2 separate regions of the Homo sapiens genome follow, and region 1 is linked to region 2. A link is a contact called in ENCODE Hi-C or POLR2A ChIA-PET data. All regions are on one chromosome and are shown on one strand. The core of a region is the stretch at or near the end of the contact, and the rest is flanking DNA. Distances in the headings are between cores, read along the strand shown. Region 1 overlaps LINC03154 (long intergenic non-protein coding RNA 3154). Region 2 holds the start of SLC45A1 (solute carrier family 45 member 1).

Evidence for each region. A loop is a pair of places that touch in the nucleus more often than their neighbours do. ChIA-PET counts read pairs that join two places held with the same protein, here RNA polymerase II (POLR2A). Pooled maps may share reads with other maps.
Region 1: a loop to region 2 is called in a pooled map, with 7 times the contacts of the local background. The contact joins the enhancer-like site here to the promoter of SLC45A1 in region 2. A Hi-C loop is called at or near these places in 1 of 168 maps with a recorded cell type or tissue (breast epithelium), 4 of 37 single-sample maps with no recorded cell type and 4 of 50 pooled maps. POLR2A ChIA-PET finds 5 or more read pairs at or near these places in 5 of 52 experiments (HepG2, K562, OCI-LY7 and 2 more).

The regions. Positions count from the first base shown.
Region 1 is chr1:8,280,864-8,285,244 of GRCh38, forward strand. All of the region lies in intron 1 of LINC03154 (long intergenic non-protein coding RNA 3154), which reads left to right. Among named protein-coding and RNA genes, the nearest start is that of LINC03154, 24 kb to the left of the region's middle. Within about 2 kb of position 1,293, at least 4 of the 41 ENCODE cell types and tissues checked have a DNase peak (open chromatin) inside an H3K27ac peak, as active enhancers do.
Region 2 is chr1:8,316,073-8,320,406 of GRCh38, forward strand. SLC45A1 (solute carrier family 45 member 1) reads left to right here and starts at 2,042. Exons shown (of 9, transcript NM_001080397.3): 1 at 2,042-2,114. RefSeq lists a silencer at 1,872-2,151.

The sequences.
Region 1 (4,381 bases), core at 43-2,542, 36 kb before region 2:
CACTATGTTGCACAGGCTGGTCTGGAACTCCTAGGCTTCAAGCCATCGTTCCATCTTAACCTCTCTAGTAGCTGGGACTACAGGCAAGCACCACTCTACCTGGAATGAAATTTTGTATCCTTGGGACCAACTTTTCCCCAACCATCCCGGCAGCTCCTGGTAACTACCATTCTACTCTCTGCTTCTATGAGTCCAACTATTTTAGATTCCACATATGAGTGAGATCACGCATTCTTTATCTATCTGTGCCTGGCTTATTTGACTTAACATAGTGTCCTCCAGGTTCATCCATGTTGTAAATGACAGGATTCTCTTCTTTTTTAGGGCTGAATAGTATTCCATATATAAATGCCACATTTTCTTTACCCATTCATCTACTGATGGGCATTGAGGTGGGCTCCATATCTTGGTTATTGTGAATAGTGCTGCAATGGACGTGGGAATACAAATGTCTCTTCAGCAGACTGATTTGATTTCCTTTCCTTCAGATATACACCCAGTAGCGGAATTAGAGCATGACATGGTTTGGCTGTGTCCCCACCCAAATCTCATCTTGAATTGTAGTTCCCATAATCCCCACGTGTCATGGGAGGGACCCAGTGGGAGTAATTGAATCATGGGGGCGGTTACCTCCATGCCATTCTTGTGATAGTGAGTTCTCACGAGATATGATGGTTTCACAAGGGGCTTTTCCCCTTTGCTCATCTCTCATTCTCCCTCCTTCCACCTTGTAAAGAGGTGCCTTCCACCATGATTGTAAGTTTCCTGAGGACTCCCCAGCCATGTGGAACTGTGAGTCAATTAAACTTCTTTTCTTTGTAAATTACCCAGTCTCAGGTGGGTGGGTAATTTCTTTATAAATTACCCAGTGTGAGAATGGACTAATGCAGAGCATGTGGTAGTTCCATTTTTATTTTTTTGACGAACCTCCACACTATTTTCCATAATGGCTATACTAATTTACATTCCCATCAGAAAATATCTTATTAACGTATTTGTTGGGCTGCTTTCACATAGATCAGATGACGGTGACTTAGACAAGACAGAAGGTTTATTTTTCCTGCACATAAAAGCCCAAGCAGACATTAGGTGGGGCTGTGGGGTGAGTGGCTCTGTTGTGTGAGGTCAGCCTGCAGCCCGCCTCCTCCACGTGGCTCTGCTGCGCCCAGGGTGCTGTCTTCCTCTGCATGGTCAAAGGCAGTGCACTTGCTCATGTCCATGCTGCAGTCCTCAGAAAGGGAAAGGGGTCAAGGACAAGCAGTGTCTTTTCAGAAGCGTCCTGGGAGCTCAGGTCCACACTGGCCAGTGTGGGACCTCTCACACTGGCCAGTGAGAGAGGCTGGCCTTGTAGTCACCAGTGCGTGGCCAGTCAAACCCAGGGGGCTTCAATTCCAAAAGAAAAAAGGGAACTGGATGACAGGGAACCAGCAGCAGTGGCTGCCACAGACAGCTCTGCCGAGCTGGGAGGAAGCTGGAGGAGCGGAGCGGGCAGAGGGGCAGAGGGAGTGGTCAAGAGAGACGCTGAGGTCCCAACAGTAAGAGATTGTACTAGAGGGAGATCTCAGAGAAGGTGGGCACTGTAGGGCACAGACGGAGACCTTGGCCTTGGACAGGACGAAGGCGGGAAGCAGGAAAGAATGGAAAATAGCAGGAGGTTTGCAGGTCTGGCAGCCACCAGTAACAGCCATTTTCTGTGTAAGATAGGAATCCGAGTCTTCTGCTGTGATTGAGTGGGAGGGGGAGTGGCTTGGTGTCTGAGAAGGGGGACAGTTTGAAACAGTCCTTGCTAAGAGGGGTGATCAGGAACCTACTTGCTGGTGGTGGGACGCCACCCTGGGAATCTCACCAAAGCTTGGCAGGATTGAGGGGCAGGTGAAGTTGGTTACCATGGTATATCATAGCCCTGACCTTGGGGGCTGGAAGATTTCAGTTAGGGATGCAAAGCAATTCAAGTAAAAGTTTTGAGAAAGTAGACAACTGAGTTTCTCCAAAGTCCCTATGAGGACAGAAATGAGGATGCTTTCACTGGAGCGATGACACAATTATTTCAGTAAGTCTCCCAGAGTGCGGTAGAAGAAAACGCTTTGTGTTTGCAATAATAGATCTGGGGAAAAGGACTGATGAGAACCAACATTTCCATGAAGTCACACTGACATTTTTTATTCGTTAGACTTTGTCAACCAACGCATGCACTTTTCTGAACAGCAAGCATCATTCACGAATGCAGAACAAAAACAGATAGGTTTTATTGGTTTCAGAAAGACATGGCGAGATGAGCAGCAGGCAGCTTGCTCGTTCCATGCAGTGGAGGAGGAAGAGGCTGGGCCCCTGCTGTGTGGGGGCAGCCCGGGAAGGACATGGTCACCAGCCTTGGGTCATCAGTAATTAGTGAGCGTCACGGGTAAAGAGTTTTATAGTCAGTAATAGTTTTCTGTAAATGAAAATTGCTTCTCCTCACTGGGCAATTTAGTTATATCTAAGTTAATCCAGGAAAGTCTTATTCATATTAACTATGACACATATGAGTCAATGAGTGTCACCCGGAGACTTAAAGAGGAACTGGTGTCCTTTCAGTTCTAGAACAGCTGGCTGCAGTGGCCGGGTGTTTGGAGGTTGTTTATGCTGTTTCAGCCATCTCCAGGAGAGGCTAACGGGTAACTGGTGGTAGGATTGGAGTCAGGGGCGCTATCTTCCACCGGCCTTTCTCCTCCCAGATTGAACCAAGTTCATCAACTACATGTCATGTACAGCTGGAAGGGTTTCCTTTCCCTCATGGGCAACTTGTTTACTCATTTAGTTTCCACATAGAACCGGGTTCTGAAGAAGTGATTATTACAGTCACGGCAATAACTTTAATGATGACAACGACTTTTTCCTTCAATTAGGTCCCCACTGAGGTCTTTGGTAATTTTCCACAGGGAGATTAGTAAGGGAGAGGAAAATTTTCACCTGCTTGTAAAATGTATTCTGAAGTCTGAATATCTTCATGAATTTAAGCCTGTATTTTGCAGCATGTGGGTTTTCCCAGAAAGGCTTAGAACAGCAACAACAAAAATGTTGCCTTTTGAAGCCCGGTAGAACATATGCTATTTAAATTTAGACCAAGCTGGAGAATGATTGTCCACATACTCCAGTGGCAGCAGGTGCTCCTGGGCATCCCTACATGGCGACTGGGCACCCCTGCAAGGCGTCCCCAGGAGACGCACATGAGCAGTTTACTCCCCAGCTCTGCCCTGTCTTTTGTCCTCAGCTGGGCCATTTATTGATGATAATAGCACCGTGCATTTATGTAGTAACTTAGAATTCCATCACAGTGCCACAGCAGTGTAGGATATTTGTGTCGGGGGAAAAATATGACATTCACCATTTTACTATGGATGCAGTGACCCCAGCCATTCATTTCTTGGGGAGAATTAAGTGAACTGCATCAAGTCTCCGAGCAGGGAATGGAAAATGAGTATCAGTGGAGTGTGAGTTAATCTATTTGCCAGACGCTGTGTATTTCACTGGCTGCATTAACAGTACACATGAGTCACAAATACCATAGAGATAGATGCAGATTTTTTTTCTTTTTTGGAGATGGAGTCTTGCTCTGTCACCCAGGCTGGAGTGCAGTGGCACAATCTTGGCTCACTACAACCTCTGACTCCCGAGTTCAAGCAATTCTCCTGCCTCAGCCTCCCAGGTAGCTGGGATTACAGGCGTGCGCCACCACACCCAGCTAATTTTTGTGTTTTTAGTAGAGACGGGGTTTCACCATGTTGGCCAGGCTCGTCTTGAACTCCTGACCTCAAGTGATCCTCCCGCCTCGGCCTCCCAAAGTGCTGGGATTACAGGTGTGAGCCATTGCACCTGGCCTCTGTCTACTCTCTTAACTGTTCTGAGCCAACTTCCACCAGCTTTGCCCAGGGAGAGCCACACCTGTCTCAAGCCATGCAGGGGTACAGATCAATCAGTGTCAACTCCTGCCCAGCCTAGAGTTGTGGGGAGATATAGCCCAGGGTCTACCTTTGACTAGTGGTGGACAGGAGCTAGTAGATACACTGTTTTGCCATCTTTCCCCAGGAGAACAGTTCTGAGACTATTTTCATAAGGTTTCTCTGAGGGTCCTGGCAAACGGATCCGCCTGGCCAATTCAGTAACAATCTTTGTACTGGCTTTTATGACCATATCTCCCACCCTGACTTCTGCTTGCTGGGCTTACACCCCCATCTACTCTGCCTTCAGCAGCCTTTCTAGGCTCTGCCTAGACAGAGAGTCACTTTAAGAAAAAATCCACTTAATTGCTACTTCTAACAACACTTTAATTTCCTACCCACAAAAATTAAATTTTAATATTTCATAATGAGCTCATCAATTATGCTTCACTGTCTCATAATAA
Region 2 (4,334 bases), core at 792-3,291:
CTGCAATTAGCTCCCATGTGCAGGGGACTCATAAAGGAGCATCTTTGAGCTCCAGACCCAAGTGTCTGGTGGCCTAGAGGCTGCGAAGGCCCTCAAGCTCAGCATATCCCAAAGCAAACCTATGGCATTCACTCCAGCACACACCTGCTTTGGCCTCCATGAATCCACTCTCTTCCCTCATCGCTCAAGCTAGAAACTTCTTAGCACCACCCTCGCTGTTCCTGTACCCCCCCACCTTCAGTCAATCATGGAGTCCTAAGTCCCCGGCCAGTCCATCACCTCTCTCCCTCTACCAACACCCCCAACTCTCCCACCTGTGCCACCCGGTACGCCCATGTGGTCCCCTGGTTCCCTCCAATCTGTTTTCACTCTGAGCTTTATGATCTTTGCTAACTGTGAATAGGATTCATGCCATCCACTCCCCTACATAAAACCTTTCTAGGCTTCTCTTTGCTCTTAGAAACTGGCAACTGCCTAAGAGGCCACACCTGGGCCTGTCCCACCTCCCCAGCCCTCACCTCCTTCCCAGGCCTCTGCATCCCTGTCCCCCTCCACTTCCTTTGCAGTGTGCCTCCAGGCCCTCTCCCCTCCGGAGCTCTGCCAGTGCAGAGCTCTCTGAGCCCTCTGTGTGGGACATGCTGTTCTCTCTACTTGGCCTGGTAGGGCTCCTTGAGGAGCCCTCGACCCTCCCAATGGGGTGGAATCCGCCGCGGTAAACTTCCACAGGGCCCCGTGCCCCCACTCTGCAGCGCTTCCCTGGGGTTATTATTCCACTACCAGCTGCATAATTATTTCATCCGTAATTATTGGACTCAGCCCAGCTCACTTCTGCCCCTGGCCTTTGCACTTGCTCTTCCCAGTGCCTGGCGTGACCTTCCCCACACGTCAGTCTGGCTGGCCCCCCTAGCTCCTCAGGTCCTTCTTTTCTTTTTGAGATGGAGTCTCACTCTGTGGCCCAGGCTGGAGTGCAGTGGCACGATCTCAGCTCACTGCAACCCCTGCCTCCCAGGTTCAAGCGATTCTCCTGCCTCAGCTGAGTAGCTGAGATTACAGGCACCCAGCACCACGTGTGGCTAATTTTTATATTTTTAGTAGAGATGGGGGTTTTGCCATGTTGGCCAGGCTGGTCTCGAACTCCAGACCTCAGGTGATCTGCCCCTCTCGGCCTCCCAGAGCGCAGGGATTACAGGTGTGAGCCACCGTGCCCGGCCTGCTCCGCAAATCCTCCTTCTAGTGTCACCTTCCAGGTGAGGACTCGCCAACAACCTGATAGAAACCTGCAAGGCCAGCGCCTCTGCAGCCCCACACTCCCTAACCCCTTCTCTAGGGCATTGCCATCTTCTGACATACCATTTATTTTATGTCTTGTTTAATGTGTGTGTGTCTCTCTCTTAAATGTCATGCAGCCGGGTGCGGTGGCTCACACCTGTACTTTGGGAGGCCGAGGCAGAAGGATCACTTGAGCCCAGGAGTCGAGACCAGCCTGGGCAACATAGCAAGGCCCTGCCTCTCTGTATTTTAAAAAATGAAGTAAATAATAAATACATAAAGTATTTATGTATTTACTTACATTACAAAGTTCCCCCAGGGGCGGGAACTTTGCCTTGTTCTTGCGGCATCCCCAGTGCCTTGGACAGCTCCGGGCCCAGAGTCGCGACGCCTCCAGCAGGCCCGGCTGCCCCACTGCGCACATGGGCACAGGCTTGGCACACGCACTGCGGCATTCACGTATCCGCGAACACATGGGTATCTATTTATACATGAAGACACGAAAATGTATTTATTTCTTTTAAAATCAGAAGAAAACGGTGAGAACTGTGAGGCCGGGGGGACGTTTTCCTCCGGGATCCTGGCAGATCCTGCAGACCGCGCCGTCGTGCGCGAAGCACCGGGACGGGCCTCCCGCGGGAAGGGCCCAGGAGGACACCGGGCTCCCCTCCCGCCCGCGGGGCCCCAGACGCGGCGCCGCTTTAAGGCTCCGGGCCCCGCGCGGATGCGGAGGCTGCGGCCGTGACGTCAGCGCCCCGCCCCGGGTGATGCTGCAGCAGCCGGGACCGCGGCCGGGCAGGCAGCAGCCCAGCGGGGACAGGGATGCCTGCCGTCTCCACCCACAGGTACCACCGTCTCCTCCGCGCCCTCCGCCCGCTCTCTGGCTCCGTGCCTGCCGGGGCGCCGCGCCCTGGGCCCCGGGGTAGTCAGGGCGCCGAGACCGGGACCCGAGGCCGGCACGGAGACCTTTGTTCCTCGTGGAAGTCTCATGAATTGCAGAGTCCACGGAGCTCCCCCGTCTCGCCCCTCCGAGGGCAGGAGCCTCGGGCCCAGGGGAGGGTGCCGGCCAGATGGCAGGTGCTCTCATCCTTGCTGGCAAGGGGAGGAGACCCCGGCCTTGGCCCCAGCTCCTGATGCGCTCCTTGAGCCGGAGGCCTGGTCCCTAGTCACCTGGGCAGGTGTCATCCGCTCCCGGCTCACCTCTTGCGTGGGGCTGAGCCCTCTTGTTGACCAGGGGCCTGGCAACGCCCCTCAGCATCCCAGGGTTACTTAGCGAGGGCACCGAGGACTCCCCTTTCCCGAGCGAGTCAGCACCAAGGGGAACGCGCTGAGGTGGAAGCCGTTCAGCTCCTTCTGCCCTCGACAATCAGCAACTTCTCTAATTATTTCTAGAGTGACAGCCGTGCATGTTTTTCAGCTCTTACAGGGAAGCAGAGTCAGGGGCGGAGGAAAGCCACGTTCAGGCTGCACCTGGCCTGGGCTTTTGGGAAAAGTTGGCCCTGGAGTAGGGGTCAAGCTGCCGGAGATGCAAAGTGGGAAACGGCCACGATTCAGTAACTAGCCTATTAAGTGCACCCTCCCAAGTCCGTAGAGCACCTTCCTGGTCCTGGAGGACCTCACTGAAGAATTTTGAGAATGGGTAGAAAGAAGCATGAGGGGTCGGGCGCGGTGGCTCATGCCTGTAATCCCAGCACTTTGGGAGGCTGAGTCGGGTGGATCACCTGAGGTCAGGAGTTCAAGACCAGCCTGGCCAACATGGTGAAACCCCATCTCTACTAAAAATACAAAATTAGCCGGGCGTGGTGGCACATGCCTGTAATCCCAGCTACTTGGGAAGCTGAGGCAGGAGAATCGCTTGAACCCAGGAGGCGGAGGTTGCAGTGAACCCAGATCATGCCACTGCACTCTAGTCTGGGCGATAGAGTGAGACTCCGTCTCAAATAAACAAATAAGCAAATACGCCCTAGGAAGGGAGGTGGCCCAAGGCAACCCCGTGGGGGGAGCTCATTTTCATAACGAGAAGAAAGAAATGAGGAAATGGTTTCCGCTCGTAGTAGGATCATTGTAAGCATTCAAACTACATTGACATTGATTACTTTTATTAATCATTTGCCGCTTAAACTTCCCACAACACAGTTTGAGGAATCTGTTACTTTAAGCATCCTCTGTACTCTGGAAGCACAGTGGACCCCTTGCATAGCCTTCGGGGGATCCAGGGAGATGAGTGGATTTCCTTTTGACCGAGTAAATGGTCATATGGTACAGTAAAGATGGTCTGGCGAATGTTTGTATTTGTGCATGAAAATTAGATTTTATGATCTTAAATTCCACTTTCACCCATTTTTATGGGAACCTTAAAAATGGATTTTTGTTGTTGTTGTTGTTGTTTTTTGAGACAAGAGTCTCACTCTGTTGCCCAGGCTGGAGTGCAGTGGTGCGATCTCAGCTCGCTACAACCTCCACCTCCTGGGTTCAAGCGATTCTCCTGCCTCAGCCTCCGGAGTAGCTGGGATTACAGGCACTCGCCACCATGCCCAGCTAATTTTTTGTATTTTTAGTAGAGACGGGGTTTCTCCATGTTGGCCAGGCTGGTCTCGAACTCCTGAGCTCAGGTGATCCACCCACCTCGGCCTCCCAAAGTGCTGGCATTACAGGCGTCAGCCACTGTGCCCGGTCTCAAAAATGAGTTTCTAAAATTCTTCTTATGATAAACATTTGTGAACAGTTTTTACTAAATGTAGTTTTAATAAAAATGGTAATGCTGATCCCCAGATTTGAAGATGAATCCTTAGTAAAGACTTCTTCTGAGCCAGGATTAAGCTAGGTTTAATTCTGGTTCAGATGCTAGAGAGAAGTTCATTGAGTGTGTGAGGATCTCCCTTCTGCTAGGACAGGCTGCAGTGGGGTGTGGCGGAGGTGGCAGTAGAGTTGTCCTCTTGCAGGTAGAGAAGTGGGCCGTCTACATAGTCCACTTTAAATAAGGTCAAAGAGGCTCCTCTTTTCAAAAAGACACTTCAGGGGCTGGGAATGGTGGCTCATGCCTGTAATTCCAACACTTTGGGAAG